3 separate regions of the Homo sapiens genome follow, and all the other regions are linked to region 2. A link is a loop called in an ENCODE intact Hi-C map of the cell type or tissue named here. Cell type or tissue: MCF 10A. All regions are shown on one strand. Links, peaks and the distances in the headings refer to the core of each region. The heading gives the core; the rest is flanking DNA.

Evidence for each region. Peaks named below come from ENCODE experiments on the same cell type or tissue, not always from the same donor. Only the 100,000 strongest peaks of a DNase experiment are listed, where the experiment ranks them.
Region 1: it touches region 2 in a loop (13-fold over the local background); 6 of 110 quality-filtered maps call a loop at or near these places.
Region 3: a loop joins it to region 2, with 25 times the contacts of the local background. A loop is called at or near these places in 4 of 110 quality-filtered maps.

The regions. Positions count from the first base shown.
Region 1 is chr6:14,793,130-14,803,582 of GRCh38, forward strand. No RefSeq gene overlaps it. Among named protein-coding and RNA genes, the nearest start is that of JARID2-DT, 450 kb to the right of the region's middle. In MCF 10A, for the core only: no CTCF peak of the experiment used is centred there; DNase peaks (open chromatin) are centred at 4,522 and 6,952.
Region 2 is chr6:14,738,666-14,749,118 of GRCh38, forward strand. No RefSeq gene overlaps it. Among named protein-coding and RNA genes, the nearest start is that of LINC01108, 460 kb to the left of the region's middle. RefSeq lists an enhancer at 4,446-5,645. In MCF 10A, for the core only: no CTCF peak of the experiment used is centred there; DNase peaks (open chromatin) are centred at 4,826 and 5,476.
Region 3 is chr6:14,836,578-14,847,030 of GRCh38, forward strand. No RefSeq gene overlaps it. Among named protein-coding and RNA genes, the nearest start is that of JARID2-DT, 400 kb to the right of the region's middle. RefSeq lists a silencer at 7,961-8,255. In MCF 10A, for the core only: no CTCF peak of the experiment used is centred there; a DNase peak (open chromatin) is centred at 5,484.

The DNA.
Region 1 (10,453 bases), core at 1,442-9,441, 55 kb after region 2:
TCTTTTGCTGGAGTGGGGATTTCTTAATGTGATAAAGACAGGCTCTCTTTACGAAGCCCTGCTGATCTTGAGAGTGCAGAGCACAACTGGTATCCGAGACCTTGTAGGACAATTAAGTGCCCAGAGATGAATGAGGGCATCATTAACATTTTAATCATACACCTGAAATTAATTAAAGCCAACCTAGGGATTGAGGTGCTCCAGGCCAGAAAAAAAGTGGAATGATGATGTTATGTTGTAGGTATGTACATTATCACATCTTACGCTGGCAGAATGTTTTAAAATTACAAATGGCACTTATTTCCATTTATTAGTTCATATGAACATCAACTCAGCCGTATAAATGTGTGAGGGATTCTTATTTTGAGGAAAGAGAGGCTCAGTGATATTAAGTGACAGGCTCAGGCCATTCCTTCTGCTATAACAAAATGACTTTAGACTGGGTAATATATAAATAATAGAAATTTATTTTTCACAGTTCTGGAAGCTGAAAAGTCTTAAATCAAGATACCAGCAGATTTCATATCTAATAAGGGCTTGTTTCTATTTCCAAGAAGAAGATATCTTCTGTCTGTGTCCTCATGCAGCAGAAGAAGCTAAAGGATAAGAAGAGACAAACTCACTCCCTCAAGCCCTTTTATAAGGGGCACTAATCCCATTCCTGAGGGCAGATTCCTCGTGGCCTAATCACCTCCCAGTGGTTCCACATCTTAATACAATCACCTTGGGGTTCAGCTTCCAACACAGAAATTTTAGAGGGACACTGACTGTTGACCCTTAAACAACATGGTTTTGAACCATGAGGGTCCACTTACAGGCAGGTTTCCTTCTGCTTCTGCCACCACTGAGACCACAAGACCACCACCCCCACTCCTCCTCAGCCAACTCAACATCAACATGATGAAGACAAAGACCCTTATGATGATCCACTTCCATTTCATGAATAGTAAATATAGTTTCTCTTCTTTATGATTTTCTTAATGACATTTTCTTTGCTCTGGTTTATTTTATTGTAGGAATATAGTATATAATACACATAACATACTAAGTATGTGTTAATTGACTGTTTATGTTGTTGGTGAGGCTTCTGGTCAACAGTAGGCTGTTAGTAATTAAGTTTCAGGGGAATTGAAAGTTCCACACAGGCTGGGCGCAGTGGTTCATGCCTGTAATCCTAGCACATTGGGAGGCTGAGGCGAGAGGACCACTTGAGCTCAGGAGTTAGAGACCAGCCAGGGCAACATGGCAGAAACCTCATCTCCACTAAAGGTATTTTTAAAATTAGCCGAATGTGGTAGTGCATACCTGTAGTCCCAGCTACTCGAGAGGCTGAGGCAAGAGAATCATCTGAGCCGGGTGGGGCATGGGGGGTGGTCGAGGTTGCAATGAGCTGTGATCACACTACTGCTCTCCAACCTGGGTGATAGAGCAAGCCCTTGTTAAAAAAAAAACAAAAAGTTCCTATGCAGATTTTTCTCTCCATAGGGGTGGGAGTCAGTGCTCCTAACTCCCACACTGTTCAAGGGTCTAATGGCATATTAAAACCATACCAGGGATAACCCTAAAAAAGGACAAAGGAGACAAAGGCCACAATCCCAAGGGCACAGCCCTGAAAAGGCAGTAGGCCAGGAGTCGCTGCACAGCCCAGAGCACCACTCGCACAGTGTCCAGGATCTTTGCCCACAGGGACGTCCGCATGGAAGACATGGGAAATGAGGTTCTTCTGACAGCTCGGCCGCTGACCACCTGTGGTCTTGGAAAATCACTTTAATTCTTGGGCTTCCCTTGTCTCATCTTTAAAAGCGAGGAGGGTGGACTATAAAATGAACCCTAAAGCCCCTTAAGATTTGACCTTCTACATACCTGCTCTGGATGGAGATAGTGGAGATGAGCTGCATGTATTGGTAAAAGACAGTAGGAAATGTGCTTTGGGAGCCTTGGGCTGATAGTCCGCCTGCTCCTTAGTGATGTGTTATCACAAGTACTTTGCTTTTTCAAAAAGTAGGGCCAGGTGTGATGGCTCACACCTGTAACTCCAGCACTTTGGGAGGCCAGAGGCAGGCAGATCACTTGAGTCCAGGAGTTTGAGACCAGCCTGGGCAACATGGCAAGATCAAGTCTCTACAAAAAAATACAAAAATTAGCCAAGAGTGGTGGCCCATACCTGTGGTCCCAGCTACTAGGGAGGCTGAGGTGAGTGAGACCCCGTCTCAAAAAAAAAAAAAAAAAAAAGAAAGAAGAGAAAAAGAAATAGGCACACATGTGTCAAGCCATAAGCAGGGTAAGCTCAGAGCCAGAGGGTATTTGTCCTTGAACTAGGATGGGAGACAGAACAAAACAGAACCCGGTGCTGGCCATCTAAGAGCAGAGAGCAGAGCAGTGAGAAATGAGGTCACCCTCACTGGCCTCTGCACAACTCTCAGTTGGTTCCTCCTGGGGTTGGCTTTCAGATTATTGTTTGGTTTTCTCCGAACCAGGAGCATATGGTTTTGCCTCACCAAGAAGGTCAGAAACTAAATACCCGGACTGTGACTAGCCTGGTCCTTGCCTGAGGAACTAAGCCTGTCACCGTATCTCTCTCCAGATTCCTCCAACCTCTACGTTTGACCAACTGGACTTGTGCCACAAGCAGGAACGGACCTCACATCCCATCCTGTTGCTAGTGTTCTTCCCTCCCTCCCCCATTTTGCAATTCAGAACACAGCGGGTCTTCATTGGCAGTCTGTCAGTGGGTATTAAAGGTCCCAACGGTTTAAAGTGTACTCTGCGGCATTCAACAGAAGTAGGACTGGATTGACGTCCAGATGCTAAAAGGAGAACGATTCCTTCATTTAGCATCCCATGAAAACCACAGTCCTATGTTTACAATAACTAGAACATCTATAGCAAGTAACAATTTCTTTCTATCATTGTCTGTTGTCATCAGAACAGACCAATTTATAAGATCACAGAGCTAATTTTGTTTTATTTTACTTAATGGGTCTGCTCTTTGCAAACCAACTGAGTATTCTATAAAATAATAAATGGTACCATAGTGGCAGGAAGAGTTCTCTTCCAGCTCCCAAAGCACAGCTTTCTACCTGGCAGGATATGGATCACTGGTTTTCAGTCCATATTACTTCCTAGAAGGTGTGGGCTGCAAAGGAGTTATGCTTTATGTATTCCAGTGTTTGAAACACAGCTCTTTTAGCCCACAGAAGAGTACTCTGTATTGAGACACTCCTCTGGCAGGGTCTTCACATCTTCGCAGACCAACCTTGTGAGGTAGAAATCTAGCAATGGACTTTCCATTTGACAGAGGAAGAAACTGACAGAGAGAAGAGAGGAGCTGTTTGTCCAGGCCATGTTTGTCCGGAAACACATGCCTGGCTTTCAGACTCGTTTTGCTCCATATCACCAGCTCTGGGTGTCAGCGGTAAAAGCTGTCTAAAGCAAAGGCCCTTGATAGTCAACATGGATCTCCTTCCATCTTGGAAATATTTTTGGCATCCTGGTAGATAACCTAATAATGCCCTTGGCAGCTCCTCCAAGCAAGTTAACTTTGGTAACATGTTAACCAATGTTATAACCTTGCCATCTAGATAGAAGATTTCCACAAGTTAGCCTCTCTTCAAGGGAGAAAGAAGAAGTCATAAACGGGTACAATTGTCCAAAAATTCCCCCTGGCATTTTCACCATCACTGGGCAGAGATTGTTCTTCCCAATTATAAAATGTACTTTAATCCCAAAACAATTGCCTAAGTCTTATGCCTTGGGAAAGAAAATGAACCATGACGACATCTCTAAAGACAATTCCAAATGTTTTAGAGAACTGTTATATCGAAAGGAGCATGGGAACAGATTTTCATAGTCCCTGTCCAACCATCGCAATTATTTTTTAGTTTCATACCCTGAATAGTTGATCTTCAAAATGCCCAAGTTGATACCAGGCCATTCAAAGCTGTTTAAAAGTAAGCTGACACTTGAGGAATAACAGTCACAGTCATAATACAATCTAACATCTCTACAATGCTTGAGAGTTGACCGTGTATCTTTCCATTTATCATATTTAATCCCCACAACTTCTCTAAATTGGCCTCTCTTATCCTCATTTTGTAAATTAACAAGTGTGGCCAAAAATGGCCAGAAATGGTGTTCCTGTCCCAGTTTTCTAAATTGAAATCTAAAAGCTTCTTTCATGATACCAAAAATAAATCTCAGCCATGCCAATTCTATTTACAACATATATTGGGGAATCTTAAATCAAAAAAAAAAAAAAAAAGAATAACTTTACATTGCCATAATTGTGTATGGACTGATCTTGAAAATGGGTAAAACATTATCATACAAATCAACAGGATTAAGTACTGAACACCATTATTTGGCAGCTGAGCTTTGAGACCTTGCACAATGCTGTGCCCATCTTAGAATGTTTTCCCAAAAACCAACCAAAATTACTCCAGTTCTCTGGGGCAGAAATCTTTTGGCTCTCCCATGGCTTGCCTGTGTATTTCAGGAGATTTCATCATCTCATCTCATCTCAGTCTCTCATATGCCCCCAGGGGAGGAGACTTCAAATTCTGGGTAGAGTTCTACACTGTCAACATCTATAGGGTGCAGGTGATTTGTAAAACAGTGTTCAGCAGCCACAGTCTATTCCCTGAAACTTCCTTGCAAAAGAACAAATCACCCCCTCACTGACTACCAAGTGAATGCAATTTAGGGCTGCATGTTATGGGCCTAGGGGAAAAGGCCAGGTATAGACTTGACCTGGAGAGAACAAAGATAAAGATGTTTGGGCAGCAATTGATGTTAATTGTTTGTCTCCTCAATTAGAATTTTAATCTTTCTTCACTGGTTGTTTTTCCCAACTCTTAAGACAGTATCTGGCAAATAATCAGGATTAAATGAATGTGTGTTAGAAGGGAAGGAAAGAAGAGAAGCATAGAGAGACAAAGGCTAGGGAAAAAAAGGAAGAGAGGGTATGGATGGAAGGAAGGAAGAAAGGAAGGAAGGAGAGGAGGAAGGGAGGAAAAAAGGAGGGGAGGGAGGGCAGGAGAGAGGGAGAGGGGAAAAAGGGAGGGAAGGGTTGGGGGAGGGAGGAAGGGAGGGACAGGGCTTATTTTTCTAAGGCTGCCTCCAGGAAAACAGAGCAGGGATAAGTAGGTTCAAGTTGGTAAGCTTTTAAATCTTCTTATCACAATGTCTTGCTTCCCCACCTCCCTCCCCCTGTAGAGTCAGCACATCCAGCCTAGAAGCAAGACTCTCCTCCTACATTACAAACAAGAGTGTCTGCCTAGGAGGGAATGTCTTCATCATAGAAAAAAATGCACCCTTTCCCACTGTGTCTAAATTCCTCCAGGTTTCCTCCCTTGGCCCCAGGAGCCCAAACAGCCTTGGACCTGCATCCCTGAGGGAGGTCTTCCAGCCTCACTGGGAGTCCAGCCTTTCTGTCCAGCCCATTAGCTGCACCATGGAGCCCAAGTGTGGCTCATCTTTCTAGCCTTGGCTTTGCTCGTGCTCCACAAACAAATGGATGGGTCAGCCCAGAATATCCAGCCTGTTTCCTGCAGAAGCCATGTTTTCTCTCATATCCCAAACCTTCGTCAGGTGGGTTCTGTTTCCAGTTTATAATGGGCCCCCTCCCCAACATTCTCAGCCTCCTCACACAGCTTCTAAAGGGCTAGGGGTATCATGTTCTCCAGCTCCGCAGACACCTGTTGCTTGCCCTCAGCTCCTGACTCCCCAGTTCGCAGGGTCAGTACCACTTAAAGATGTATTCAGTGCAGAGAGAAGGGAATTTCTCCTGTGCTGTTAGTTGCCTCAGCTTTGTCCCCAGCTCCTCTGGCTGGTTTGGTTACTGCCCTGTGTTTAGATCAGAGCTAAAATTTGGGGGTTTTTTAGCTACTTCTGAAGGACTGCTCCCAGGCTGTGAGTATTGATGGGTAACCACAGGGAATGCCTTCAGAGGTTCTTCCACTTACTTACAAGGACTATGCTAATCCCTTTTTTTAGGAATTGGGGAGTGAGGGAAGGAAGGAAGGAAGGAAGGAAGGAGGGAGGACATTAGCATTACAAGGACAATGCTACTCCCTTTTTTAACATTACAAGAACAATGACCTCACAAGAACAATGCTAAGCCCTTGTTCTTAGGAAGGAGGGAGGGAAGGAAGGCAGGAAGGCAGGAAGACAGGAAGGAAGGGAGGGAGGGAGGAAAGAAGGGAAGGAAGGAAGGAAGAGAGGGAGGGAGGGAGGAAGGAAGTTGGCTTCACTAAGCAACTTTTACAAACTAGACCCAGCCCAAAGTGCTTTACCTGTAACACCTCTTTTATTCTCAGGATCAATTCTGTAATGAGGTGCATATTATCATCCATATTTTACAGAAGAGAAAACTGAGGTTCAGAGCAGTTAAGTAAAGTGATCATGATCACACAGCTAATAAATGGTCGAGGTGGTACCCCAAACCATAGACGTCTGATCCTTTGGACAGTTCTAGATTTTCCTCCCACTACCTCCTCCTCCTGGATTGCTGTCTTAATCCCTATACTATGGTATCTACCTTTCTGGGAAATCTAAGAATTTATTAACGAGTGTACTTTTTCTGCCTCTATTGGCTTTATGGAGAAGGAGTATCTTTTATGTAAAAATGAAATATAAATGTTTGTCTCATAAAAATAAAAAACTCCACTTTTTCATGAAATCACAGAAATTGTCAATGAGAGCTGTCTTGTCAAAGTAAACAAAACTACTACACCCACAGAGAGTAAAACAGAAAAGCTGGCTCTACTCAAGATTTATTTTGCAACTGATTCAGATTAAGGGGAGGCTCTTAGGGAATTTTACTTTAGGAACTATATCAGAGGCTGTAATACCCATTCTCCCCATCTCTAACAATGGAACTCCCACATTGTACTTGGGCACAGCCCTTCAGATGAAGACTACATTTCCCAGGCTCCCTTGCAGCTTGGTGTGGCCATGTGATCAAGTTATAGCCAATGAGATGTGAGCAGAAGGATAAATACCACTTCTAGGTCACAGCCCTGGGAAACAACACAAACCCATGGTTCTGGCTTTTTTCCTCCTTCCTGCTGGCTGCAGCTGTAGCTGCTTCCTTGGACCCAGCCCCAGCCTGCTGACCTCTGCACACTGTTACATAAGAGAAAAGGAAACTTCAATCCTATTTACATCACTATAATTCAAGATCTTTCTTTTTTTAATACCTTATCTTTAAGGAAAAGATAAGCCTGTGCCCTAACAAATACAGGGGCTCAGGACTTCCACCTTAACAGTACGACTGACAAGGAACACATTTAAATTGTGATTTATTCAAGTCTCATGTTCATTTGAGTTTTTAATTATATGTCAATCGATTTACCAATCAGTTAATATTTTTGGTCATCTGCTCCATTCAAGGCACTCTACTTGGCACTAAGATAAACAGACAGTCCCTGACTTACAATGTTCAACTGAACGATTTTATGATGTTATGATGGTGCGAAACTCGTATGCATTCAGTAGAAGCCGTATTTCAAGTACCCATACAACCATTCTGTTTTTCACTTTCAGTACAGTATTCAATAAATTATATGATATTTTCAAGACTTGTTTATAAAATAGGCTTTGCATTAGAGGTGTCTGCCTAGCTGCAGGTTCATGTAAGTGTTCTGAGCATGTTTCAGGTAGGCTACGCTAAGCTACGATAAGTTCAGTTGATGAGGTGCACTTAATGCATTTTCAACCTACAATATTTTGAAGTTATGATGGCTTTACTGGGACCTTACTCCATTGTAAGTCGAGGAGCATCTGTGTATGACGTTATCCAGCCCTTAAGAACTTCATCCTCAAGCCAGGAAGACCAAACGGACACAAAAATACTTCAGAGCAGTGCTGTACATTATTAACCTCCACACAAGAGGCACCAATGGCGAGCATGGTGGAGCTATGCAACTTAAACCTTCATGAATAACACCATTCCAGGGTCAAGGGGTCTCCCAATTTGAGATAAGATTTTGTGGTGTTTGAATCTGTTTTTCCTTTCCCAAATCACTTATTTTCCCTCTGCTTCAAATTCTCCAGTTATGGATGGTCCCAGGCTGATTATCAATGTCTTCTTCCTTTTGACTTTATGACTTGGACTCCCAGCGCCTCCAATATGTCTTCCTGTTTCTGGTCCTAGAGGACATGGAATTGGTCCCAGTCCATTGCATATTTTGTTTTTAAGTCATGCACTGTTAATATTTGAGATAATCTCTCAGTACCTCTGTTCCTGCTGCCCATATAACAAATATCTGTGTGTTGTCCTATTGGCCCGTGTTGTGCCTCATGCTGAGTGACTCAAGAGCCAGAGAAAAGTGGCTATGTAAATTGGCCTGGATGTCCAGGCACCAAAACTAGAAAAGGAAAGGACAAGCAGGCCTGAACAAAATCAGGAGATGGATTGATGAAGAGAGGAGTAATATACATGGATTTTCATTCCATGTCATAGACATACAAATCTGGAGCTGGATCTTTAAACTAATCAATTGTTTCATTGTTCGCTAAAGGGGAGGGTAATGTCTGTCCACAATATTGACCAACATTAAATAAAACACACACACAAGAAATGGAGTTTCATCTGTCACTTTGGATTAGTTACCTCTCCAAGACAGGCATGTGGGGGAACTGGAAACATTTCTTTCTTTTTTTTTTTTTTTTTTTTTTTGCGATAGAGTCTCATTCTGTCACCCAGGCTGGAGTGCAGGAGCCTGATCACAGCTCACTGTAACATCCGTCTCCCGAGTTCAAGCGATCCTCCCACCTCAGCCTCCTGAGTAGCTGGGATTATAGGCATGCACCACCATGACTGGCTAATTTTTGTGTTTTTAGTAGAGACAGGGTTTTGCCATGTTGTTCAGGCGGGCCTTGAACTCCTGGCCCCAAGTGATTCACCCGCCTCAGCCTCCCAAAGTGCTGGGATTACAGGCGTGAGCCACTGAGCCCGGCCAGAACTGGAGACATTTCTAAATGTTATGTGAAATTGAGAGTGGTCTCCATCTAGCTATGAGGGAACCACATGTGATACAGAGAAAAGAGAATTTGATTTTGTGTTAGAGGAGCTTCTCCACTACTTACTACCAGTGTAACTCATCGGGTGACAGTATTTTCATGTCTAAAAATGGAATAGCAATGCAGGAGTGCCCTGTAAATTACTGAGAAATGAAAGTGCCTGGTACACTGCTTGACCCAGAGTAACTAATCATGAATTGCTAACTCAATCAGAAATGGACTTTTTAAAATGCTAACATCTGTTCTAAAATGAAAAGAAGAACCTAGAGTGACACGGAGAGAAGGGCTGACAGAATGTGATACGCAAAGACTAAGAAAATGATGCCTGGGCAGAAACCTACCTCTGCTAAAAAGAAGGGATTTCAGAAAACATGAGAAAACTGGCAAAGCCACAGCATGAAGCGACAGAGAAATGTGTAGGGATGCTCTGAAGCCAGAGGGGATCTCCAAGGACATGAACCCAGGAAAGAAAAAGAATAATTCATTGAATTCCTCTAGGAGCAGGACAACGGAGCAGTCTTAGCCTAACAGAGACTGGACGGTGCATAGGGATTATTTTCAGCCACAGATGAGGGAGGGGACTTGCAGAACTTCAAGGAAATCTATGAAGGGAAACTGGAGAGTGATACAAAAGCCTGAGTTAAACTGCATAAAGAATAGTTTGCAATTCTACATACCTATCATTTGCCAGATAGTTGCAGAGTTGGCCCCAGTAGATTTCCATATGTTGTGCTAAAATCGCACTGGAGGCTGACTGAGCATTTGTGGCTTTTCAGAGATGCCAGTTTTGGTGAGGGGGTTGGGGGTTGCTGGGGGCAGTCACCTGCATCGTGCAAGGATAGAAATAAATGATATCATCCCTAGGGCACAGAAAGCAGAGCTGTGGGGGCCTCTGGGTCGTGTCCCTCCCCGCTGCCACTCCTGCACACCTGTGCTAGCAAACACTCCAGATTCTGGTCTCTGGGCCCACCCGGAGCCTGTGCTGTTCCTCGACTTGTAAATTTTAAAACCTTTTCTTTCTTTTTTTTTTGATATAGAGTCTCGCTCTGTCATCCAGGCTGGAGTGCAGTGGCACAATCTTGGCTCACTGCAACCTCCACCTCCCCGGTTCAAGTGATTCTCCTGCCTCAGCCTCCCGAGTAGCTGGAACTACAGGCATGTACCACCATGCCCAGTTAATTTTTTTTTTTTTTTTTGTATTTTCAGTGGAGGCAGGGTTTCACCGTGTTAGCCATCTCCTGCCCTCATGATCTGCCCACCTTGACCTCCCAAAGTGCTGGGATTACAGGCATGAGCCACCGCTCCCGGCCCTAAAACATTTTCTTTTGCAGAGTGAAAGACCAAGTAATCTGGAGTCCACCAGCCCTCCCCTCACTTGTGTACAGCAGTTTGGTCACTGCAGAAACATCCACCCTGGCTGGTGGGTAAA
Region 2 (10,453 bases), core at 1,046-9,045:
CTTCCCCTTGGAAATGATCCAAAAGTACAAGGCCTAGCATCAGATGACCTTTAAGACCCCTTCTCCTCCTGAAATTCTCTGATAGTTATCTCTGTGAATGTTCCTCACAAGTGAGCTACATTGTATTGGCAGCGCTTTCAACTTAATGCTCCTTCCCCTAAGGCAGAGGGAAGAACCTATAAGCCTTCTATTGACATAACAGAAATTGCCCCAAATGCTCTTGAATTTATCTTTATTTGTGCTGCTGCCTATATATTACTTTCTCATGGGATATGGCTTGAATTATAGAAACAATCCACTCCTTCCTCCATGGGTTGCCAGCCCTTCCCCAGGGTCCCGGAATACTTCTTTTTGATGTTCATTCCTAATTTTAATCCAAGTGTTATGTTCTGTTGATAGTCCCTGGAGCCTACATCAGACATAATTCTCTCGCAACAGCAAGTTAGGTTCCGGTAATGTGACCAGCTCTGTTCGTTAGAACCCTTCTGACAACAAGCTCTCTCTCTTCGGTCTTCCTGACATGTGTTTATAATTACTTGGAGTTATCTCTATGGCAGCCTGAGTTGCCTTCCATCTGAAGTGGTCCTTGGGGTGGTGCTCATTAGGTTAGCCTGCTCCTGGGCTCTGTTGTTTTTTTAAAATCTGGCATCTCAGGAGGCAAAATGGTCTCATGAAAAGAAGAGCAAATCAGTATCAAAAGGTCTAGATTCTTGGCAAAGTTCTGCCAGTAACAATCTACATGACGGGAAAATTTGCTTCCCATCTACTCAATCTCTCTGAGTTGTCATAAGGATAAAATAATACTCATCAAGACACAAAACAGCATGCACAGTTGCATAGATGAAGATGACATTTTATTGCTGCAATCTTGTTGATATGAAAAGGTGAGAAATAATGTAGTCCATAAAACAAGTGTATTCATTCACAAAATATTTATTAATCCTACCTGAGAAAACAACAGGCACTTGGAGAACAAAGAAAAATGGGATATAGTCAGGTATACAGTCAAGGGTTCAGCGACCAGAAGGAAAACGGACACACAAACAAACACTTGTCGCAGTGAATAGCACTGTAATGGACTTATATAATCGATGTGGGAGCACAGAGGAGGAAGCAGCTAGCCCTGCCTAGGGAGGTCAACAAAACAACAGGCAACAGGTAATCTTCCAGCAGAATCTTGAAGGATGGAAAAGGCCCAGGCAGATAAATCAGGAAAGAAAACATCACTTATAAAATCTCCACAGCAAGTACAGAAAACCAAAAGTCCATCAGCATGCAGGAGTACCGTGGGTGTGTCAGGAAATACTAAGTCTGGAAGCAAGGCCGGAGCCTTGTTCCCCAGCATGGGCTAATGCATTTGCCCTCTGGGCAAGATGGAGCCAGTGACATGCTTTAAGCATGGATGTATTAGTCATGGTCCAGTCAAGAAACATATGGCACATTGAAATCGGTAATTTAAGACACGTTTTGTTTGTTTGGTTTTGGTTCTTTTGAGACTGTCGCCCAGGCTGGAGTGCAATGGTGTAATCTCGGCTCACTACAATCTCCGCCTCCCAGGTTCAAGCGATTCTCCTGCCTCAGCCTCCCGAGTAGCTGGGATTACAGGTGCACGCTGCCACACCCAGCTAATTTTTTATATTTTTAGTAGAGATGGGCTTTCACCGTGTTCCCCAGGCCCGTCTCGAACTCCTGAGCTCAGGCAATCCACCCACCTCGGCCTCCCAAAGTGCTAGCACTTTGTACAGGCGTGAGCCACCACACCAAGAAGAGTTTATAAAGGAATTATGTTTAAAGGTGTGGGCAAGGTAGGGAAACCACAGAGGGCACTGTTGCCATCCTTAGGTTTGGAAGGGTAAAGAAAGAAATGGGTACTAAAGCTTGGAGGAGAAAGACATGTGAAGAAGGCATCTGATGGAAGCTGTCAGCATCAGTTGAGAGATGCAGCCAGCCAGCAGTGACCCCCAGGGAAAACGTTAGGGAGGTAAATGCCCCCTCACCACTCCATCTTTCCCATCTCACCAATGCTCCCCATTGACCAAACCCAGCCAGAAGCCACAGGGCAATAGAGCTTTGGAAGAAGAAGACAGAGTGGAGAAGGATGGGCCTGGAGGCACAAGGGAAAGCTACCAAGCACTAGGCAGGTAACACCAGATTACAACATCTGCCAGAAAGCAATGTGGAGAAAGGGAGCTGAAGAGAAGGCAGGGGAAATGTAAAGGCATAATCCAGGGAAGAAATGATGGGGATTCAATAAAGCAGTGGTGGTGGCAATGAAGGGTATGATGGACTCAGAGATTTAGAAGATACAATCTAAGGAACTTGGTGGCTACTCACTGGGATCTCCCAAAAGTTATTTCTTGTGCATGTACAGCTCTCCAGGTGATAACTAAAACAACAAGGAAACAAGACGATTATGAGGGATACAGCCTGCCATTTTGGATGTTTGAGACTCACCTTCCTTGAAGCAGCTCTTCTGAGCGGTGGCACCGATCCTTGGATTTGGAAGCCACGAACCGTGCTGAATGTCTCAATATTCATGATCTCAGGAGAAGCATGGCAACTCTAGTGAGTTTCATCATGGCCCCAAAAATATAGGTCCACATCCTGGAATCTGTATATGTGACCTTATTTGGGTAAATGGTCTTTACAGACGTAATTAAGAGATGAGATGAGATTACCCTGGATTATTGAGGTGGGCCCTAAATCCAGTGTCCATAAGTGTCTTTATGAGAGACAGAAGAAGGAGAAACAGAGAAGGTTATGTGAAGATGGAGGCTGAAAACAGAATAGTCTCAGGAACACGGGAGCCACCAGAAGCTGGAAAATGATGAAAGGATCCTCCCTCAGAACCTTTGGAGGGAGCGTGATTTCAGACTTCCAGCCTCCAGAACTGTGGCACAATAAATTTCTGTTGTTTAAGCCATCAGTTTTTAGTAATTTGTTATGGCAGCCCTAGGGAATTAATACAGCAATAAACAGCAACCAAGAAAAACCAAAAGCATATTCTGAGGGTCTATGTTATGGTCTGTAAGTAAATTGAAGCCAAACTTACACTTCATTTTTTTTTTCCCTGTGGCAAACCTGTCTGGTGAGCCGGGGTAGCGCCTGGCTAAAAAAGTCCATGTTTTAGGTTGACTAAAGCCAGATAGCAAAGTTTTAAAATTCCACATTTACATCCAGAGATGTGCACAACACTGTGTGGCACTCACAGCACAACCAGGCAAAATCAGTTACAACTACAGAAAATTTCTGAAGTTCGGCCAACACTCACCACCACCTGCCCCCAGAGCGATCTTGCTACCACCAGGTGAAACTCTTGCTCCTTTCAGCATGCAGCCAGGCATGTGCCTTTAACTTTAGCTGTCTCTCTCACAGGCACAGGTTAGCCCCAGAAGAAAAATGCAAGGACTAAACTTGCTTACTTGAGGTCATGTGTTCTAGATGCTGCAGTTGGCCCAAATAAAATAAAATCTACATAAAAGACAGGTAGTCATAGACACGTTGAAACATGCTTGAAGGTGATTCCAAATATGTTGATATCAACATTGGCTTTGCCAACTAGGCTTTGTCCCTTTATGACAAATAACTTCAGAGACACCCTGGCATATCCAGGTATAAGAGTTTGGCAGAAAGGGTTTTAATTTGTTGCTTGGGTGTCTATGCTTGGGTGGTGTCATTGAACAAACCGGAGAACCCAGTAGGAAGAGCACATTTGATGAGGTAGAACAAAGCAGTGACGGCTGCCATCTTGGATTTGTTGTATTTAAAATGCATAAGGTTACCAAATATATCTGGAGCTTAGGAGTGAAATTTGAGTGAACAACCCAGGTAATTGTTGTTTTCCCCTGTAAAAGCAGAAATTGTTTACATCTTTTTGATGAATTTCTTTCTAAATATCATTGCATAGAACCTGATTTCACTTCTGTATAGCTCAGGGCTTGCTCCTTCTTACCAAAAGCAAGATTTCCATTTGAATACACCTTGCTTCCAAGTTGCCCACTGACCCCACTCTTAACTCCCAGAGTACCCCCTTGGTAGTCTAAACCTGTAAAGGTAATTCCATCCTCCTTATTAGAGTTGAAGATTGGCCGTGTCACCCAGTTCTAGGCAACAAGATGGGATGGCTAAGAGGCTTCTAGGAAGGAGGTACATTGCTTTTCCGGAAGAAGTACTAGAAACCCGCTCTCTCTCACTCACTCGCACTCTCTGGACACAGATAAGGGAGCACTAGCATTAATGTGTTGGCAACCATTCTATGCTCACAAAGACAGCAAGCCCCAGGAGCGAGTGAACCCTCATAGGCAGAGATAGAGGTAACCTGGGGGCTTACAAGCATCAATAAGCCACTGGCCTCTCCTCTCCTGAGCCAACAAGTGTCCTTATCACTTAGGAAAGTTTTTACATTTTCTATGAATTGCCAGTGTAAGCACCCTAACCCATACTGGTTTCTTCTGAAACCACATTACCTGAGACCTTTTCTGGTGAGGATTCTGTCACTGGTCAGTTGTCATTTCTCAGTGACAAATGAGACCACATGCACTAAAGCCCGTAGCCCAATACTTAGCACTCACTAGATGCTCAATAGATGTTAGTTCCTGTCACTTTGTCTTGCTTCTCAGCTTTGATCACTTGCTCTCCCACATCTTCACCATTGCTTCAATGTTTTGTACACTAATGGCCAGGTCCCAGCAGGCCTCCAGATGGCTCAATGGTTAGAAGTCTCACTGCCTAGGAAGTACTGGAACTGGGAACTCCATGATCCACAAACACCAGCAAATGAGAGACGTTGTTTATTAGACTGCTACCATGGCTAGTCACGTCATGGGGGTTCTCACTTTTCCCAGGATTAGCATGAACACCAACACCCAGTAAAATCTGGATTTCAATCATCCAGAGCCAGTTGAAAATGTTTCACTCCTGAGTCATCATTGGCAGTAATCAGTTGTCACATAGCAGATGTTCAAAATAGACTGATTAATAAAGAATTCTGATTATTAGATGATAGTAATAGTGAGAGGAGAGTGAGATGAGAGTGGGCTCATGGTATTGCTAAAGAAGGCCAAGAATGTTGACCAGTAACTTCTCTTGAAAACAGAGCTGCTGTACTTCCCCACTTCGTCTCCCTAAATGGCCTCGTTCCAGGATTGGGCCCATCAGAAATTGAGAAAGAAAGGAGAGAAGGGGGAAGGAAAGAGAAAGAAGGAAGGTGGATAAAAAGAGTTGTGTCTCAAAGTTTCCTGAGCTACAACACTGCCCTAGAATGATCTGTTCTCTAAGGTGTCCTAAGAAATCCTCCCCAAATGGTTGTGGTTTTGTCTTTTTGCTTTGTTGTTTCGAATTCATTCTGATTTGATTGTGAGATACATGAATCTTACAGTAACCTCATGAAACACTTGTGGAGACCTTGGGATATTGTGAAAACATTCTGAGAGCGCTAGCCTGAGAATGCTAGCCTGGGTGGACCACTCCCTCCCGCCTCACCAGTGACTCACTTGGTGACTCAGTGCTTGTCACGCAGAGATCCACTGGGCCCATGTGCAGCTCACCTTCCTCCGCCTACCTTGAGGAAAACTAGGGACTCATTAGACAAAGTGTTCAAACTGTTTTCTGTTCCTCCAGGCATAAGTTATATGTATACAAGGCATTATCATCTCCCACACATTAAGGAGCAGTGGAAATCGGAAGTGGGGAATAGGAGGCTGGGGGCATTGGAGGGGCAATCTTACTTTCACAAAGATGTTAATTGAATGTTACCAGCAAAGCAAAGACCTAGAAATTTCATAAAATAGAAAAGATTCTGATTATTGTTTTCATTATCAAAATTTCTAATTTCTTGAGGACTTTAAAAAAAAGAAGGCGGCCAGGGGCAGTGCCTCACACCTGTAAACCCAGCACTTTGGGAGGCCAAGGAGGGAGGATTGCTTGAGCCCAGGAGTTTGCGACCAGCTTGGCCAACATGGCGAAACCCCATCTCTACTAAAAATGCAAAAATTAGCCGGGCGTGGTGGCATGTGCCTGTAAACACAGCTACTCGGGAGACTGAGGCAGGAGAATTGCTTGAACCCAGGAGGTGGAGGTTGCAGTGAGCCAAGATCGTGCCACTGCACTCCAGCCTGGGCAACAGAGAGAGACTCTATCTCAAAAAAAAAAAAAAAAAAAAAAAAAAAAAAATTTAACCATACGCAGTGGTGCATGCCTGTAGTCCCAGTACGGAGGAGGCTGAGGCAGAAGGATCCCTTGAGCCAGGGAAGTTGAGGCTGCAGTGAGCCATGATCATGCCACTGTATTCCAGTCTGGGCGAGAGAGAGAGAGAGAGAAAGTCTTAATGTGCCAGTGCAAACTTCCATTTCACATATATTAAATCCCCTTTTTACCCTAAAAGACTCTAAAATATCCTGTAATATTTAAATATTTGCACTTTTATTTCTCTCCCATATAATCACCTCAACTTCAGTTTATGCAAATATGTGAAATCTTCAAACATAATAGGAAGCCAAGTTGCTCACAGAAAGGAAACCTATGACAACCTTCATTACTGCATGCCAAAAATGTCAGGCCAATCTACTAATTTACTAGAACCAAGATAAAACCAGCTCAGCCAGCCAGCGCTCAGGAGTTCCCTCTCAAACATATGCAGGGTTAACAAAATATTGAGCCTAAACTCATTTGGAAAATGAGCATGTGTTTTTTTTTTTTTAAGCAGAGGCTGCTTGCTGACCCAGCCTTCCAGTCAAACAGCTAAAACTCAGCTTGTCCTGTTTCCCTTGAGGTCTGAGTTCTAAAGTCCCCTAGTTTCAATACATTTTGCCAGAAATAACTTTAAGGATCTCCTGAACAGGCACCAAAGCTCTTGTAACAATGTAGTCACTTTAAATTAACATCCTAACTTAAAATAACTAAACCTGATTTTTGTTCGTGATCAAAATTTATATTGGAACACCTCCACAGAGGTCAAATTTAACGTATTCACTGACAAACAAGACAAGCAGGGAGGGCATTTACTGACAACCAAGAATTGGAACAGGATGTCAAAAGCAAGGCTGTTTCTGAAAAGAAAATATTAATAGTTTATTTACATTGCCAATCACTGTGGGTTGAACCTAACCCTTAATTAGGCAAAAGAACCAATGGGTAAATCCTCCTCCCCCAAAAGTTTTTCTTTTCCTGAAAGTTCCTTTTAGAAAGCAGCAACCTAGAGGAAAAAGATCTTTAAAAAGGAAAAAGATTATGTGTGTGCCGAAACCTGGAAACAACCAAAATGTCCTTCAATAGGTAAATGGTGGCTCATCCATACTATGAAATACTACTCAGCAATAAAAAGGAGTGAACTATTGATACACAAAATAACTTGGGTAGAATTCAAGGGCATTATGCTGAATTTTATAAAGCCAGTCTCAATGTATCATATACTATGCAATACCAATTAGATAGCATTCTCCAAATGACAAATTATAGACTGCAGAACAGATTAATGGTTGCCATGGGGCTAGGAATGGTGAGTAGAATATGATTATAAAGGGGTTACAATGAGGGAGATCTTTGTGGTGATTAAATAGTTCTGTATCTTGTTGCATCTACACATGCAATAAAATGGCATAGAACTATGCACATGCATTGTACCAATGTCAATTTCCTGGCTCAGATACAGGACAACAATTATGTAAGATGTGATCATTGGGGGAAACTGGGTGAAGGGCACACAGGACCACTCCACACTATTTTTGCTATCATTGCAACTTTTTGCAAATCTATCATTTATTCAAAATTAAAAAGTCAAGAGAAAGCAAGCAAAAAAGGATGAGGGAGGAAGTAACAGAAAGAAAGAAAGAAAAATAAACAACTTGGGATAGATATTGACAACTCCAGAAATGAAAGATGACAGGAAAGTTTGGAGGAGGGGACAGCAGGGTAAATATTAAAGGTTACAGTCAGGCAAGCTGACAACCAGAAACTGTTTGGATTGTAAATTGTAAATGAACTCAGTGGACAGAGAAGGGGAAAGATCATTGAACTGTTACCCCTGAATGACAAGGATAGAAGTGAAGCACTGTGAGCCCAAGACATGGAGTAAATGTGGCAGGAGCAGCTCCAGGAAAGCCCGGTGGGGACGGAAGAGAAAAGGAGGGGGCAGATGTAGTAGCTGATGCTTCCTAGGATGTGACATGCATCAAGCGAGAGAAAGGATGACTGGGGGAAATGTCCGACCTAGGAAGAAATACTGAGAAAAAAAGACATGCCATAGAAATCAGTAAGCTGAGGAAGAAGAGGCAAAATTCTTGGGCGTGAGCAGAATTACTGATAAAATAATGATGACATGATAAAAGAATATCACAGGCAGGGGAGTTGGAAGGAGAAAAGAACTCACTCAGATTTGGAAAGTGACAAAACAAAACAAAACAGTTCTTCAGGGAAGAAAAATAATGAGCAGCAAAATACAAAACACAATGACCTCTGGAAAGGTGTTCCCTGCACAGGTCTAGAAACTCAACAACAGACATCCTGAATTTTCCAGATGCATTTAACAAATATCTTTGAAATATCCCAATACATATCAAGTCTACATCAAGCCTGATTTTCACATCAAAAGACCCCCATGATCATAATGAGCACTATTAATGCACAAATTACACGAAGCTGCAGGAAGCTGAAGCGCCAAAAGGGAGCAAAACGCTGATAAGCCAACTTTTGAGCAAACATCTTGAATTCCCCCAGGGATACGGACCACCAGGATCACCAAACTCTGGTGTCCCCATGAGAATAAGCAATCAATAATATTAAAACCTTAAAATTAAGGTAGTAATTCTAACATCTTAGAATCTGGATTTTAATGTATTTATTTATTTGAGACGGGGTCTCACTCTGTGCCCAGGCTGGAGTGCAATGGCGTGATCTTGGCTAACTGCAACCTCCACCTCCCCTACTCAAGCAATCCTCCCACCTCAGCCTACCGAGTAGCTAAGACTACAAGCTTGTGCCACCATGAACAGCAGATTTTTGTAGAGATGGGGTTTTGTCATGTTGCCCAGACTGGTCTCGAACTCTTGGGCTAGAGGGATTCGCCTGCCTCAGCCTCCCGAAGTGCTGGGATTACAGGCATGAGCCACAGCGCCCAGCCAGAATCTGAGATTCAGTCGTGGGCATAAAGGAATTGTTATCACACAGTGACAGCCCAAGTTCATGGTCTTTACAAGAAATACTGTGAAACCCCCAAGAGGGTAGCCCCTACATAAAGAGAAGGAATAAAGATGGCTGGCCACTCCTCACAGATGGAGAAGTTAAAAAAACAAAATCCCAGTTTCTCTCTCAGCTACTGGGTAAATAGCCATTCAGAATGCTTTGGAAACATTCACTTAAAAATGGGAGAATAATTGATGTCATTCTGAAAATGTGGTTAGACAAGAATTCAATTATCTCCACTGCCACCAAACCCAACCTCCAAGCTTGGATAAGAAGATAGCAAATATTCTAAAAATTAAGAAACCCAAAGCATATGGTAAACTTTGCAAGGTATCATTCCCCAATGAATTATGTTCTTGTGGTAATACAAAAACATCTCATTTTTCTTAGCAGTTGTTTCATGAATGCCTTGCAAAAGAAAGTGTGAGTTTTTAGGGGGAATCCTCTGCTAAACCATAGTGAATGCTGGGCTTCGAGGTCTGTGGGTGGGCTGGTGCCAACGACTGAGAGAGGTGAGAAGTGAAATTTTTCTGCAAAAGAACCATGGCTGAAGGGAAGATTTCTCTAAAACAGAGAATTTGAGAAGCTACTTGGTGGAAGATTTTAAAGACCCAAAGAACAACAGCTGAGAATAGAACTGGGGAGGGACTTCTCACGGTGATTTGGGAAATTAAACTCTGAGCATCACGAGGTGTAAATCCCCTCTTCGGTCTTCCTTATAAAATGTTCAGTAAAGTTTGCATTCTCACTTTTCGAGAGTGAACTTCCTTTGAGAGAAAAACACAGAAGTATAGAGCCCTGCTTCAAGATTGGCACAAGGGCAAAAGCATAGTTGTAGAGTGACCCTTTTATTAAATATTAATTATTTAATATGAGAAGAACCTGAGGAAAACCAAGCACAAAGGAAGAGGGAGGGGAAGGGAGGTGGTGAGATGATTACCTTCTTCTTTTACTAAAATTTAGAATACTTGAGTCACTTACTCTTTCCTGGTTTCCAAACAGGCTCTGTGGAGACGTGTGAGAGCCTAAGGTTTATTACTCGGGTGTCAGCTCATTCATTCCCCACCGCAAACCTCAAGTAGCTTTTAGTATCACAAAGATCATTCTCAGCTCTAATATCTTTTTCCCTTCTCAGTATCTCGAAAGCCTCCTCATCCTCCTCAGAAACAAATCTAGGTGTCTTTAAAAAGATAATATGTTATTTTCTTTGCTCTGTTGCTGCTTCTTCCTGTGGTTATCATCTGATTATAGTTCTTTCCATAAAATGTTACGCTTA
Region 3 (10,453 bases), core at 732-8,731, 98 kb after region 2:
TGAGAAAGGCTTAGAGGCGGGGAACAGGTGGGGGGCCATTGCAAAGGGTTCAGAGAGAGAAGATGAGGGCCTGGACCAGGGCGAGGATGGAACAGGGAGAGAGAAAGGGACAAACAGATAGGAGAATTGACAGCTCTTAATAACTGATTAGACATGGCAGGGGCAGGATGAGGGAGGGAGAGGAATTCACAGTAACTTCCAAATTTCTACCTTGAACAACAGGTAAAATGTGAGGCTGTACATTTAGTTAGGAACTGACTTTAGGTAGTGAAACATATAGGGGGGAGGGTGTAAGATGAATTTTGGATATAATTTTGGGGTACTCATGAGACATCCAGATATAAACTATGGGATAGAGAGATCTCAAATAGAGATACACATTGGAGATTCAGCAGCATTTACAGGGCATAAAAAGTTTTTGTCTAGAGAGGGAGAGTTTGTGATCAGGGCCAAAAACAGCTTAAAGCAGTGCCTGGATTTAAAGGGCAGGTAGGGAAAAGGTACCGATAAAAGAACCTTGAGAAAAAGCAGTTGGTGAGGAAGGAGGAGAACAGGGAAGAATGGGGTCTTGGAAACAAAGGAAGGAAACAGTTTCAAGAACAGGAACTTGTCAACAGTACAAAATGCTGAGAAGGCAAGAGAGGGGTGGGATTGAAAGGAGTCTATAGGATTTGGCAACTTGGAGGTGGATGGTGACCCTGGTGGAAAACAGTTTTCCTGGAGCTGGGAAAATGGAAGCCAAATTTCAGTGGGTTGAGGATTGAATGACAGATGAGGTCATGGAGATAGCACATGAAGACTAATGGTTCTAGAAACCTGGCTATGAGAGGAAGGAGAGAGGTACAGTGTACATATTACAGGAGGATGCAGGGTCATGGACGAATTTGCCTTAAGAGTGGAGCACCTGGATTATACATAAATTAATACCTGTACTAATAAGTTGACACCTAAAATGCATTGCTTTATGTTGACAGTTTTCATTGTGTGGATGTGTGATCTCCCTGGTTAGACATGCACTTCTATAAACATATGGGTCATGTACTGACTGCACGCATGGTCATATAGAAAGTAAGAGCTTGAATGTGACGGAGATGTCTTACTACATCTTTACATCTTACAGCTGAAGAATCTAAAGCCAAAAAAGAGTGAGTAGCTCAACATCATCCAGAGTTAGTTAATAAAGATCCCCCCCAGCACCCTTCACAAAGCATTTTACAGTAAGGAGAAAGGTTTTGGTTTTCAACACAGTTGTATGAAAATTCCAGCCCTACCACTTCAAAGGTATCATTCCTTATCAGTAGATTTCCTTTGTGTGTAATGGGGTTATCTGGATAAAACAAAACCGATCTCCACTTTTACCACCAAATTGGGATTGATGTGTGAGTACAAAATTTTAGGGCAATGTAGTTTTCAATTTCTCTCACTTTTCTACTTTTGCTTCTTTCTGCCCTAGTTAATCGAAAAAGGGAGTTATTTGCATGTTGCTGGAGGGAGACTATTTCTAATTGTTCTGGCCTATTAATAGCAGATGTATAGCAAAGCTTCCAAAGAAACACATGCCTTCAGGACCTCACAGAGTTTCAAGAGTAGTATTCTATGGGTTCATTTTGGATTTCAGGTGATTAATGGATGTGGACGAAACCTTTAACCTTTTCAATTGTCTGCTCCTGCTTCTCCAGCTCCCTCTCCAAGTTCCTTTAATTAGCTAAACTTAAAGCCCTTTTGAATCACCTAATGTCACACAAAAGTACTTGCCCTAGGCAGAGAAAGAGAAGTAACCCAGTTTCGGGGCAACTGATTTATTACATGCAGGGAAACTTCTTGTTAGTTTTCCAAAAGTTATCTCTTCTCTTGTTATTTGGAAAGCACAGCAGTTTTCCACTTCATTCTCCACTGATGGAAAACAGATTTGTCTGACGCCTAGAAGAAGCTCCATTTGCACTGGCGTTTTATTTATTTATTTATTTTTTTTCTTGGTAGACCACTACAATCATTGGCTGTGCACACCTATATTGGACTTGGCTACTGCACCATACTGCACTTGCAAAAATGTTCTTTTCTAGACATGGCAAGAAAAGCCTCTATAAGCTGAACTAATACCATCTGCCTCTCCAAAATGCCTTAATTGTATTGGCAAAAGGAGCACTTCTTATTTTTTAAAGCCTACTGTAACTGGATTGTTAGAGCAGTACCATTAAAAGGATAATGACGGTGTTACCCTCAAATAGATTTTCTTAAAATAATTGCTTTTCCTTACTGAGTGCTGGCACGGCACTCGTGAAATTCTGATGGGGTCAGCGGGTTCTTTGATGTTGCCCACCAGAAGATTGTCTCTTTCCGATCCACTCTCTCTCCTTTTGTTTTTTCCTCATCTACACTCACGTTGGTTTTATTTAGCTACTGCAACTTGTCTTTGCACCTGAATCAAGCCAATTTTTTTTAATGATATAAACAGGTAGCTTTCTCATTGGGCCAGTGTTTGCTGCTTCTTTATTTTGTCTTGATGGAAATCTTTTTATTGTAGGAGTCAAACATTGACTATGAGAGTGTCACCATCTCAGAAATTGACAGGTTGACCATGAAATCACAGGTCTGCATATTCTGCTTCTTATCTTGGGTTATCCTAAGAAGTTGGCAATGACTGGCATGAATGGGGGTATCTGACCCCTGCTAGGAGGGAGTGGACCCCAGGCTCCTCAGGCTGCCTGCCAGGGCTGTTACTCTGGAGCTGGAGAGGGAAATGAGAAGCCTGGTTTGTATGAGGCTTGATTGAGGCTGTGGATATGAAGCAACAGGGAAGCGAAGCCCATGTCTCTGATAAAAGAAGACACTAGAAAGGGAGGTCTGAAACACTAAGCTAAAGGTGTCTGGCAGAGAACTGCAGAGAAGCAAGACAGAGAAAAGTAGAGAGCTTAAAGAGATTTCCGGAGACGAATGCATGCAGATAGAGAGGATTTCATAGCCACCCACTGCCCTTACTCTGGGCAAGGAGAAAGCTGTTTCAAGAGTCAATTTATACAGGAGAAAAATAGGAGTACATATTCATTGTTTTATTTTATGCCCAACTCAAACTGAGGCAGCCTATAAACTAACACAGAATAGACTTAATCTCTGTGCCAACACTGTAGCTCAGTAATGGTATACATACAGTCAGAAAGTGGAAAGCATTAGCTTAATTTTTTTGACGTCGGGCTTCAGTTTAGCTAATGCCATTGAATTGACAGACCACCTCTTCAAACCTGTCTAAAGTTATTAAACTAATGGTTTCTATAATGTAACATAAAGTTATTCCCTCCTTCTCTCCGTTTAGAATGATATTCTAAATACAGATGGAGTCTCTGAACACTTGGTTTCTCCCTAAGTGATGCATGGAGGACGGATGAAGGAAAATTGAAACACTTTTCTGCTATGTTACCTTTTCAACCCATTTGTTTACTTATCGACCACTTATGGGTTACAAAGAAAATACACCACGATTTATTGCTTGGAAAGATGATGCAGAGAATTTGAGAGAGAATCACTAATAAATTGATGGAGAAGTGCTTTGTTAATATAGAGTGCTATTGAAATGCATAATGAGGAATGGCCTCTCCAAGGACACTCGCCCAAGAAGAGGCTAGAACTCTGGATGCTCACTCTTCATCTAACAGATCCTGGCATACAAAGCCTGAATACAGCATGTCTTTAACCCCACTTAGGTATTGCCAGAAGGAGTCTCCACTTCTTTCTACCCAGTAGTCTGCATTCAGTTAAGAAAGTACAACAAGAAACAGGGCAGTGCTTCTCAAGGTTTCGTGTACAACAAATCACCTATAATCTTGTTAAAAAGAGAGTTGTGGGCCGGACGCGGTGGCTCACGCCTGTAATCCCAGCACTTTGGGAGGCCGAGGCAGGAGGATCACGAGGTCAGGAAATCGAGACCATCCTGGCTAACACGGTGAAACCCCGTCTCTACTAAAAATACAAAAAAAAAAAAAATTAGCCGGCGTGGTGGCGGGCGCCTGTAGTCCCAGCTACTTTGGAGGCTGAGGCAGGAGAATGGTGTGAACCTGGGAGGCGGAGCTTGCAGTGAGCAGAGATTGCGCCACTGCACTCCAGCCTGGGCGACAGACCGAGACTCCGTCTCAGAAAAAAAAAAAAAAAAAAAAAAAAGAGTTGTGATTCAGTAAGTCTGGGGTGGGGCCTAAGATGTTGCATTACTGATAAGCTTTCAGGTGATGCCGGTGCTGCTGGTCTAAAATTTTGCTCCAACCTAGAGCATATGGAGAGATGCCTAGATTCCTGCAGTAAGCAGGATTTCAATATGCTGGCAAAGACCATCTCTCAAGGAAGTTAACGTTGTGTTTTTGGTTTGGGGTTTTGTTTGTTTTGTTTTGTTTTGTTCTGTTTTTAGTGTTTAAGACACAAATCAAGAGCTTCCAGTTCGGGGTGCCTAACAGGCAACAGGAGATGTAGAATTGGACTTGAGACAAGAGAGTAGGGCTGTGGATGGTTTGGGGAACCATCAACAAAATGTGTAGATAATTCCATAGATAGACTCATAGACAAATAGATGAAATATATGGAAGAGACCTCAGACTTCTCAGTCCAGGGCACATTCTCATGTTGGTTCATGCAAAACTCCATTTTTGATTTTTAAAAAGAAATTCTTTAACTTATTTATTCATTCATTCCCTTTTATCTCCATCCTCCCCACTACAAGCCATTTTCTAATGTGTTTGATGTGTATCCTTCTATTTCGTTAATTTTTCTTATATATAATATTTCATGTGCACTTTTTAATTTTTTATTCAGGTATAACATGGATACAGTAAAGCAAAATAACCTTAAGTATGCAGCTTGTTGAATTTACATGTATGTATACACCTATGTAAATAGCACTCAAACCATGAGCTAGAATATTTTCTGCAGCTCTGTGTTTTTTTGTTTTTGTTTTCTTGAGGAGGAGTTTTGCTTTTGTTGCTCAGGCTGGAGTGCAATGGTGCGATCTTGGCTCACTGCAACCTCCGCTTCCCAAGTTCAAGCAATTCTCCTGCCTCAGCCTCCCGAGTAGCTGGGACTACAGGCACCTGCCACCACGTCTAGGTAATTTTTGTATTTTTTTTTTTCTAGTAGAGATGGGGTTTCATCATGTTGGCCTGGCTGGTCTTGAGATGGAGTTTGGCTCTGTTGCCCAGGCTGAAGTGCAGTGGTGCAATCTAGGCTCACTGCAACCTCTCTGCCTCCTGGGTCCAAGTGATTCTCCTGCCTCAGCCTCCCGAGTAGCTGGCATTACAGGCATGTGTCATCACACCCAGCTAATTTTTCTATTTTTAGTAGAGATGAGGTTTCACCATGTTGGCCAAGCTGTTCTCAAACTCTTGACCTCAAGCAATCCGCCCACCTTGCCCTCCCAAAGTGCTAGGATTACAGGCGTGAGCCACCACACCCACACCCGACCCGCTGTGCATGTTTTAAATTTACGTAAGTGACATTGTGCAAAAGAGAGCATTATGTTTCTTACCTCATCCCACGAAACAATGTTTTCGAGGTTGATGTGTGCTGCTGTGTTTACATGCTATTCATTCCAGTTGCTTCCGATTGCTTCATGGTGTCCCTATTATACATCTGCCACATTTCATTTGACATTCCTCAGTGAAGGATGTTCAAATTGCTTCCAACTCTCTTTTCCACAAATAACACTGGAATGAACATCCTCATTCATGTTCTTTTATAGACCCATAGGAGATTTTTTTTTCTGTGATTTATAAGTAGGAAAGTGAGTACTGAGTCATAGAGTGTACACATACTTATTTTAACTAAGAATTGCCAGATTGCCTTCCAGAAAGGCTCTACCCATCTGCACTCACAAATACTTTATTCTGTAGTCAAATTTATGTTTCCTTTTAATTTGCACTGTGTTAAGCTGGACTCAAGGCAACTAGGTTTTATTAGGGTTACATTTAGATTGTGCCTATGAATGGCAATTCATTCAACCTCTTAAAAACTCTTTACTGAGCACCCACGATACACTAGGTACTCTTCTGGGTGCTGGAAATATAGCTGTGAAGAAGATAAAATCTCAACCCACATAGAATTTATTTTCCAGTAATTAAAACCATCCAGTGAATAAGATCACTTAGGAAGAGAGAATAGAGTGAGTAGGAAACAAAACCAAGGATGGAATTCCAAAAAAAAAAAAGATTAAAGGGTTGAGAAACAATGGACATGGTGGCTCTTGCCTGTAATCCCAACACGTTGGGAGGCCGAGACAGGAGGATCACTTGAGCACAGGAGTTCAAGACCAGCCTGGGCAACACAGTGAGACTTTGACAAAAAATGCAAAAAAGGCCAGGCATGGTGGCTCATGCCTGTAATCCCAGCACTTTGGGAGGCCGAGGCAGGCAGATCACCTGAAGTCAGGAGTCCGAGACCAGCCTGGCCAACATGATGAAACCCCGTCTCTACTAAAAATACAAAAAATTAGCTGGGTGTGGTGGCAGGCATCTGTAATCCCAGCTACTTGGGAGGCTGAGGCAGGACAATCGCTTGAACCCAGAAGGTGGAGGTTGCACTAAGCCAAGATTGCACTACTGCACTCCAGCCTGGGTAACAAAAGCAAAACTCCATCCAAAAAAAAAAAAAAAATTAGCAAGGCATGGTGGCATGTACCTTGTGGTCCTAGCTACTCAGGAGACTGAGGTGGGAGGATGGATTGAGCCCAGGAGGTAGAGGCTGCAGTGAGCCATGATCGTGCCCCTGCACTCCAGGCTGAGTGACAGAGTGGGACCCTGTCAAAAAAGAAAGAAAGAAAAGAAAAGGAAAGAAAGGAAAAGAAGGAAGGGATAGAGAGAAAAGGAGCCCTGTAGGGAGTCAAAAATATTGTTCTGAGAAGTATCAAGAAAACCAAGAAAAAGTGATGACAGAGGAACCAAAAAAGAGAGTTTCAAGTAACGTACACTCTTCAAGAGGTAATATAACTAAGAAGCTGTTGGTCACCAAAGAGGCTGTGGCACAGCCATTGGTGGAGAATGGGAGAATAATGGAGTAGTACACAGCCTGTGGTCCTCAGCCATGTTCACTCTGCCATGGTAGCAATGTCCCTAGACCAAGCCCATGCCCTCCACTTTTCTGAAAGCAATGGGACCCTCTTCTTTTCCCTTGGTCTGCATTCTTTTCTGAGAAAGTCCATCTTCACTTAGTGAACTGACCTGGCTCTTTCATGCCTCTAGACCAGAATATATCTTCTGAATTTTGGTGTAAATACCACTTTGTTTAGCAAAACTTTTTGCTGATTATTCCAAAGAGTGGGACTCTGGTCCTAACCAAAAATTTGGCCAATCAGTGTGAACATTACACAATTCATCTTTAGAATTAAAGAAGTTGGCCAGACACGGTGGCTCACGCCTGTAATCCCAGCACTTTGGGAGGCCGAGGCGGGTGGATCACGAGGTCAGGAGATCGAGACCATCCTGGCTAACATGGTGAAACCCCGTCTCTACTAAAAAATACAAAAAATTAGCCGGGCATGGTGGCACGCGCCTGTAGTCCCAGCTACTCGGGAGGCTGAGGCAGTAGAATGGTGTGAACCCGGGAGGCGGAGCTTGCAGTGAGCCGAGATCGTGCCACTGCACTCCAGCCTGGGCGAGAACGAGACTCCGCCTCAAAAAAAAAAAAAAAAAAAAATAGAATTAAGGAAGGTGAAAGAATGGGGAATGAATAGATTTTTTTTTCTAGTCTGACAGTTGGAAAGACAGCTTCAGATGTTCAGATGTCGTATTATTGCTGCTACGCAATGACAGCAACTTTACCTTGGTCCCATTGCTTTCCCTCACCCCTTTTATCACCGTTTATCATGTACGGTTGTGTTTTTTTTTTTTTTTTCCCGCAAAATGTCTGTTCCATGTATTCAATCTTTCATAGTCTCACAATTCTTCAACACTGACTCAGGCGTGATCCTTATTACCCATGCTTGAGCCAGAGCTATAGCCTCAGGACAGGCTCTGCCTCCCCCGCCGATCCCAAGCCTCCCCCACCGGCTGCCCGCGCCCCCTTCGCAGAAGCATCAGTACTCTCCCACACCTCCCGGTGAATCCTGCATGTCAGATTCACACACCTTCACAACCTGACCCCACGCAGCCTGGGCCTTCAATTTCCCATTACTTCCCAACCACAATCCCGTGGTCCCGCTACACGGCCCCTCCCCACGCTCGGTGCCCTTTCTGCCCTTCATTCCTCTTTCCTGCCACGTAGCACGTGAGCGGCGCCTCCTCAGTCTCCACAGAGTTCATCCAGAGTCCCATAGCCTTGACTCCCACTGCCGTCTAAATTCATTCAACAGCAGTTTTCAGACTTTCTGGTTTGGGGACCCTTTTACATACTTAAAACCTATTGAGGACCTCAAAGGGCTTTCATTTGGTGAATTGTATCTGTCAGTTTTACCGTAATGTAAATTAAACTGATGAAGTTGTTAAAATATTTATTACATTGCTGAAAAACAAAAATAAAAACAAAAACAAAAACACTACATGTTATTTTAAAAACACACACAGATTTTGGCCGGGCGCAGTGGCTCACTCCTGTAATCCCAGCACTTTGGGAGGCCGAGGTGGGTGAATCACTTGAGGTCTGGAGTTTGAGACCACCCTGGCCAACATGGCGAAACCCCGCCTCTACTAAAAATACAAAAATTAGCCAGGCGTGGTGGTGGGTGCCTGTAATCCCAGCTTCTCGGGAGGCTGAGGCACGAGAATTGCTTGAACCCGGGAGGCAGAGGTTGCAGTGAGCTGAGATCGCACCACTGTACTCCAGCCTGGCTGATAGAGTGAGACTTGGTCTCAACAAAACAAAACAAAACAAAACAAAAATACATTTTATGAAAAATAACCATATCTTCCAAATGAAAAAAAAATAGCAACAACAGTGGTAATGCTTTATATTTTTGCAAATAAAGCTCTTTAATGTCTGGCTTAATAAAGACAGCTGGATTCTTGTATTTACTTCTTCATTCTATCTTTTGTGATATGCTGTTTTGGTTGAAGTAAATGAGGAAAACTCACTCGCGCAGCCTTTGTGCTGGGTAAAGGGAAGAGAATTGTAATAGTATTTTCAGATAATTGTGAAGATTCCTTTTTTATATTAACCAAAACTGTGAAAGTGATAGTTTCTTGAAAGTTAGTTTCAGTGTAAAATCTGAAACCTTATCAGTAAACTGTTCATACTCTAGTATATTATAATCCATTGGTCTATCTTGCACTGTAAATAGATTTTTATCTACTCATGATTTTATACCATTAAGCACTGATCGTTTGTAAAATATTGATTCACTGAGTTATGCAGAACTTCCAAAAGTTGACACATTTTGTTAAAGAAGACATATATATGTACACTTTTTTTAAATCCCATACATTTTGTATCAGCAACATTCTTATCAGATAAGTATTCAAATATTGAGAAACTGGCAAGTTCATGGTGGTAAATACAAGTTTTCCAAAATCCCACTTTTTATTTGAAAGCTGGAACTTTCTAATTGGCAACAAAAATGTCCATTGCTTCCCTTGAAGTGATAGGTTCACTTTGTTCATTTCTAAGAAAATATTTGGCAAATACCCTAGGTTGGATAACTATAGCTTATCTGTCATTGTGATAAGCAGAAAAACATGCACTACCACCTCTAACACCCCAAAGATGTATTCACTTCCCAATCCCTGGGACCTGTGCATGTTACCTTTTAAGGCCCAAGAAGTGATGAAGTTAAGGATCTTGAGGAAAGGGGCTTATCCTGGATTAGCCAGGTGGGTCCTAAATCCAATGACAAGTCCCTTATAAGAGAGGCAGAAAGAGATTTGAGACACACAGAAGAGGAGAAGACACAGAGACACAAAGACGAGAAGATCATGTGAAGACGGAGGCAGAGACTGAAGTGATGCAGCCACAAGACAAGGACCGCCAAAGCATGCCCATCACCACCAGAAGCCACAAGAGGAAAGGACAGATTCTACCCCAGGTGCTCAAGAGGGAGCAGGGCCCTCCCAGCACCTTGATTTTGGACTTGGGACCTCCAGAACTGTGAGGGAATAAATTTCTGTTATCTTAAAGCACCAAGGCTGTGGCCATTTGTTGCAGCAACCCTAGGAAATGAACATAGTCATTCTTTCGAATGAAAATTGATGTTCCATGAAAAAGGCTGCCAGTTCAGCTATCAATTCAGGCAGTCACACAAGGACTTGTCTCGAGATAGCCATTGTATTTCAATATGGAGTAGCAGTGCTTTATGCACGGTTCTCATTTCATCACCCAAAAGATTCAAAAGTTATGCACTCAAGAGTTGAGATTATAAATTAATAACTTGTAATGCTTCGGCCGGGCATGGTAGCTCACGCCTGTAATCCCAGCACTTTGGGAGGCCAAGGCGGGCGGATCACCTGAGGTCAGGCGTTCCAGACCAGCCTCAACATGGAGAAACCCATCTCCA